Linked DNA regions of Homo sapiens: region 1 is linked to region 2. The links are chromatin loops, found by intact Hi-C in ENCODE. Cell type or tissue: transverse colon. All regions are shown on one strand. Links, peaks and the distances in the headings refer to the core of each region. The heading gives the core; the rest is flanking DNA.

Evidence for each region. A loop is a pair of places that touch in the nucleus more often than their neighbours do. Peaks named below come from ENCODE experiments on the same cell type or tissue, not always from the same donor. Only the 100,000 strongest peaks of a DNase experiment are listed, where the experiment ranks them.
Region 1: it touches region 2 in a loop (13-fold over the local background); 2 of 110 quality-filtered maps call a loop at or near these places.

What each region holds. Positions count from the first base shown.
Region 1 is chr3:24,761,708-24,764,631 of GRCh38, forward strand. No RefSeq gene overlaps it. Among named protein-coding and RNA genes, the nearest start is that of THRB, 270 kb to the left of the region's middle. In transverse colon, for the core only: no CTCF peak of the experiment used is centred there; no DNase peak of the experiment used is centred there.
Region 2 is chr3:24,811,413-24,814,336 of GRCh38, forward strand. It overlaps LOC124909355 (a long non-coding RNA gene), which reads left to right. Exons shown (of 2, transcript XR_007095846.1): 2 at 2,295-2,924. Among named protein-coding and RNA genes, the nearest start is that of THRB, 320 kb to the left of the region's middle. In transverse colon, for the core only: no CTCF peak of the experiment used is centred there; no DNase peak of the experiment used is centred there.

The DNA.
Region 1 (2,924 bases), core at 271-2,770, 50 kb before region 2:
AAGCTATCTTACATTATAGCCTTTATTTACTATGAGTTCTACAACCTGCGTCTGTCCAAGCAGAGCCAAAGGATAATACATTTGGCTGGCAAGAGTTTCTGATGATAGCACTTCCCTTGACTGGGGAGAAAGAGCATGAGAACGTTGTATGGAATTGGTATACACAAATGGAATATTAGTAAGCAGGTGTTGCCTACACCAGTGTTTCTCAGTCGTTTTTTCATTATCATTTCCCTCCCTAATAAACCTTTTTTGACATTTTTTCCAACTGCTACCCCATAATATTTTAATATCTCACATATGACATATATCTGTTTATATGCTGTATGTATATCTCTCTCTGCTTTATGCATTAAAAGAAGTATTTTTTTCACCCCTGCCAAAACCGATTTTCACCCCTATGAGGGCAATATTGACGCTTTTGAAAACGCATTGCCTAAACCACGTAACCTAACCAAACTCCTAAAATTTATTTTGTCACATAATCAACAACTTTATTGTTTTTGTTTGTTTGTTTGTTTGTTTTTTGCAGAGGAATGTCTCAAACAGTGGGGGTATGAAGAACATATATAAGATGGATCTACTAGGTAATGTTCATTGCTGTCTTTATAACAAAATTAATTATATAATTCATTGTATAATTATTGTTTAATATCTTTCTTAATTGCAAGCTCTGCAGTAGCAGGAACATGTCTTGGTTATTGTTGAATGGTCTCTGATGCACAGTAGATGATCGATATTTCTTGAATATTGATAAGGACTTTAATATCTAATAGGGAAAAGAAGGTAAGACATGTAAAACCAAAAGTATTCATGAGCTTATTTTGAGTTATGTATGAGGAGTAGCAAGATGCATAAAGAATTGAGACAGTCAAGGTCAGTTCCCTTTACTCAGCAAGGCTTTAACGGTTACCTTCAGGATCAGCTTTCTAGACCCAGGTTTGAGGGTGGAATCTTGTCTTGTTCATTATTAAATGTTACAGAAGTCTTAACAGAATGCTTTATAAGTGGAGGTTTAATACTGCTTTTGAATTATGACTTAATAGTTAAGATAGGAAGCAAGTCTTAGAAGAAACAAAGGTACAATTAGTCTGCTTATTATTTTCTTCTTCCTTTAGTTAAAAATACATTAAGGATGATCTATGTTTAGATCTTTTGCAGAAACTTTTCCTAAGGACACATTTTATATTTGAAGAAAAGGTATTTTTGACATTAATATTTTCTTCAATCTAATGTTAGCTTCCTATATTTCTTTTCTCCCTTCAGTTCATCTAAAACATTACAATGCTTTTCTCCTTTTTATTTTATAAAATAGACTCTACAAACCCAATTATAACTCCCTTAGAAGACAAAAGGACTGTAAGGAAATAAAAAACAAGAATGATTTGGATATATCAGTTCTCTTTTTTTGTTACATTTTGTGGCTGCCATGGGAAACCTATAAAAGCTTCAAGTCTGATTTTGGTGGATAAATTCCCAACAACCTCTTCCTTCAAGGAGTGATCAGTATTATGGACAAAAGGAGGGTATTTTTTTCAATATGTCCTTTTGATTTTATTTTGTGCGGCAACCACCTTTGTAAAACACACTAACACGTCAGAAATATGAAACTGTCTTCAGTTCACTGCCCTGTAAAAGACGTGTGGCAAAAAATAAATAAATAAATAAATAAATAAATAAACAAACCCAGGAATGCCTGAGTAAGTAATTTTATTTTTTATGATTCAAGCCCCAAAAGGTCTTGAACTGTCAGATTTATTGTCTATCCGATTTTATGACTTTTAGTTGTATTTATTCTTTGATGTTTACCATCTACTGTGCCTACGTGTGCCGTGGTCTGTGGGCTTTCCTATTGCTAAATCATTTTTTAAGCTTTAGTTGTAGCTTCTGTTCAGCATCAATTCCCCGAGACATGCCATTAACATGAATCATTTTTGAAAGTGTTTGGTGCAATATGAACTCCATGTTGAGTCGATCACTCATTGTGATGGAAAGAAATGATGACCTTCCCGGAAATACCCATCGCGGTTAAATAACCAAGGACGGGACGGTCAGGGACTTCTGATTGGGGTGCCCCCATCGGCTTAATCTTTGCCCCCAAAAGAGGGAGATGGGAGGTCAGTGCAGATTCAGGAGGAAAAGGGAAAAAGAGCTGGGAAAGGGGAAAGAAAACTGCTGACCCAAACCACAGCTATTTTATTGGAGGGTCAGTTTTTTTCTACCTCCAGGAAGGTTACATTCATAGCAAGAACTTCTGAGGCGACATCAGTATTTGAGTGCATTCTTTTCTAACACTAATTTTAAAACTTCCAAACATGTTTTCTTTTTTCAATAAAAGTTACATTTTTGCTTTTGCCTGCTCTGATCTCTTTTCTGCTAGGACCTTCTGAAAGAATTGAGTATAATTACCACTAGTGATAATTTTTTTTCTTTGTTCATATCCAGTATCTAGACATTTTCAAGTTATTGGCCAGTGTAGCCAACTCTGTGTAGACCCGGTTAACAACATATGGATAATTCTGGAAGCTTGCCATCCTTTCTCTGCCTATGTTTGGCTAAGTTTGGCCTCGAAACCTTCCCCTCTTCTCCTACGCCCACCCCAGGCTTCTCAGCATCTTCCTTGGATAAATAAATATAAATATACTAGACACTATGATTAAGGGACAATATACAGGCATATTTTAGAGCTAGGCTCAGAAAACTGCATCCCACAGGCCAAATATGACCTGTTGGTGGTTACTGTAAATACATTTTATTGGAATACAGCCATATCCATCCATTTATGTAATCTCTATGGCTGTTTTCACAGCACAGCAACAGTTAAATAGTTGCAACAGAGACTTTATAGCTCTCAAAAACTAAAACATTTGCTATCTGGCCCTTTACAGAAAAAGTTTGTTGATCCCTCTTCTAAGTAGCAGCTA
Region 2 (2,924 bases), core at 152-2,651:
TAGAAAAATAGGCAACACATCGTAGTCATCTGAGGCCAGAAGAGAAGTAATTAGAATGTTATTTCTTTAAGTACCTTGAGCTTTCTAAGTATGAAAACGTTGTCTGCTGGGACTCTTTCTTATTGTTTCAGAACAGGTGGGATGTGACTGATAAGCTTGAGTAGTTTTTATTTCCCACCAAAAAAATGAGGCCAATGAGGCCAAAATGATATTGAAAATATATATTCAAATAGGTTGCAATGTCTGCTCTGATGTGGCGTAAGTATTCCCTAAATCGCGGAGGTGAAAAATGCATCTTTTATACGCCTCTCAGATTAATGACCTCAGAGCCTCATTTCTGTCTTTTCAGAGGTAGCTATTATTGTTATTATTTTCTATTTATTAGTTAAGTTAGAAGTTTCAAACCATGTGATATCACATTAGTGCACTCCTCAATCCTATGTCTTTGCAGTTCCCATCTTATCCCTTTTTTGAACATGTATTAGTAAATATCCTACTTCATTTGGCATGAATGGGTGTGGGACATTCCTTCCCTCTTCTGTTACACTTCAGTTCCTTCCTGCAACTTGAAGAAAACATTTATGGACTACAAGATTAAACACTGACTATATTTCCTTTATAGCCATCCTTCAAAAATCATTTACTCAAAGAAACAGAAAGTTCTTTCTTTTACTTTCTTTGTTTTTATGACTGATAGATTCTTGGTGGGGTAAATCAATTGCTAATTTTATTTTTTATTGTTGAATTATTGCTGAGATGTCTGCTGCATGCTTGGTGTTACCAAATTGTTCACCTCACTCTTGAAGCTGCACCAGATTCTTCATGTGAGACACTTGCAGCATTCTCATGTCATGGTGGCTGATTCCCCACCAAAACAAACCAGTTGGCTGTTAAGAGTGGAGTAAGTGAAGGAAAGAAACCTATTCTAGAGCTGGGCTCCATGCCAAATTCTGCTTCTGGAAAGGTCAGAAAAGGGGTGGGAGGGAGAGAGGGAGGGAAAGAGAGAGAGAGAGAGAACCAGGTGGAAGCTGGTTCTGGGTTGCCTGTACACCAAGAAAAACGATGTTATAAAAGTTTCTTATATCCTGAGAGGTTAACAGTGTCAGTTCAGAAAGTATTTTTAGAAGATTTTATTCATCTCTGAAGTAAGAACAGTTTTATTGGTAATAGAATTCATTTCTAGAGTTTGTAACAGAAAAATGTTACCACTAATTGAAATACAGTTGGAAGAGGAACCAATTTAATGAGCAGTTACACCGTTTGCTTAGAGAAAGTATTGAAGAATAGAAATCCATAGTTGTGTAAGATGGAAAATCTAACTGTGCTTGAGATATTAGATTGAAAAGCAATACAGGAGGTCTTCAATCTTGTGAACACTGTTGTTAGTACTGTGCTGTGCTCGTCAAAGAATATGCAACGTGACAGGGAATTGTATTTGATAGATATTTAATACGTTTAATTTTGTTTTTTTTTCAAATTTGCTGTTTCCATATGTTGTGGACTTTTATTGTTTTGAGAATCTTAATATCCAAATCATTTGTATTACACAAATATAAATAATAAAACCTTTAAATCCTTTTAGGAATTATTAATAATTTCCATTATGTATAGTTTTAGTAGAAATTTAAGCCAAGATTTCTAGCCTCCCTCACCAAAGGGTAGATCCATGAACAAAATATGACAGTTTGGCTTTCCTTTGACTTTGAACTTTCACCAGGATGATACAAAACCAGAATAAAACATCTGGAGTTGATCCATTCCAGTAGAAGCCCTAGGAAGGATGTTGTAGTGGTTTCAGTATGTCTGCAAATCCTTTGACACCCCTCCCTTCAAAAGATGGAAACTCATTCCTTTTTCTTTGATTTTGGCAGACTTAGTGACTTGCTTCTAATGAATAGAGTGTGTAATTTCTGTGTAACTCTCAAATCTAGGTCATAAAAAGGATACAACTTTACCTGATTTGTTTTCTTTTTCTTTCTTTCTTTCTTTCTTTCTTTCTTTCTTTCTTTCTTTCTTTCTTTCTTTCTTTCTTTCTTCTTTCCTTCTCTTTCTTTCTTCTTTCCTTCTCTTTCTTTTTCTTTCTTTCCTTCCTTCCTTCTCTCTCTCCCTTCCTTCCTTCCTTCCTTCCCTTCTTTCTTTCTTCCTTCCTTCCCTTCTTTCTTTCTTTCTCTTTCTTTCTTTCTTTCTTTTCTTTCTTTCTTTCTCTTTCTTTCTCTCTCTTTCCTTCCTTTCTTTCTTTCCTTCCTTCCTTCTTTCTCTCATCTCTTTTTCTTTCTCATCTCTGTTTCTAAAAGGAATCAGCACTGTGCTGTTCGGACACTCAAACTGACCTAGAGGACTTGAATGTGAAGAAAAACTGACGCTCTTGCTAAAGTCCAGCACTAGCTTGACAGCCATGTGAATGAACCTCATTGGAACTGGGATCTCTGGCTCTGGTTAATCCTTCACCTGACTTCAGCTGTGGCCAACATCTTTTTTTTTTTTTTTTCCAAGATGGAGTTTCCCTCTCGTTGCCCAGGCTGGAGTGCAATGGTTCAATCTCAGCTCACTGCTACCTCCGCCTCCCAGGTTCAAGCGATTCTCCTGCCCCAGCCTCCCAAGTAGCTGGGATTACAGGCATGCACCACCACACCCGGCTAATGTTTGTATTTTTAGTAGAGACGGGTTTCTCCATGTTGGTCAGGCTGGCCTCAAACTCCCGACCTCAGGTGATCCACCCACCTTGGCCTCCCAAGGTGCTGGGATTACTGGTGTGAGCCACCGTGCCCGGCCTGTGGCCAACATCTTGGTGGTAACTTCATGAGACACCCTGAGACAAAAACAGCCAAGATGCTCCCAAATTATTAACCATTGAAACTGTGAGAGATAATGGTGCTTATTGTCATTTTAAGCTACTAAGTCTGGGGAGTAATCTGTTAAATTGC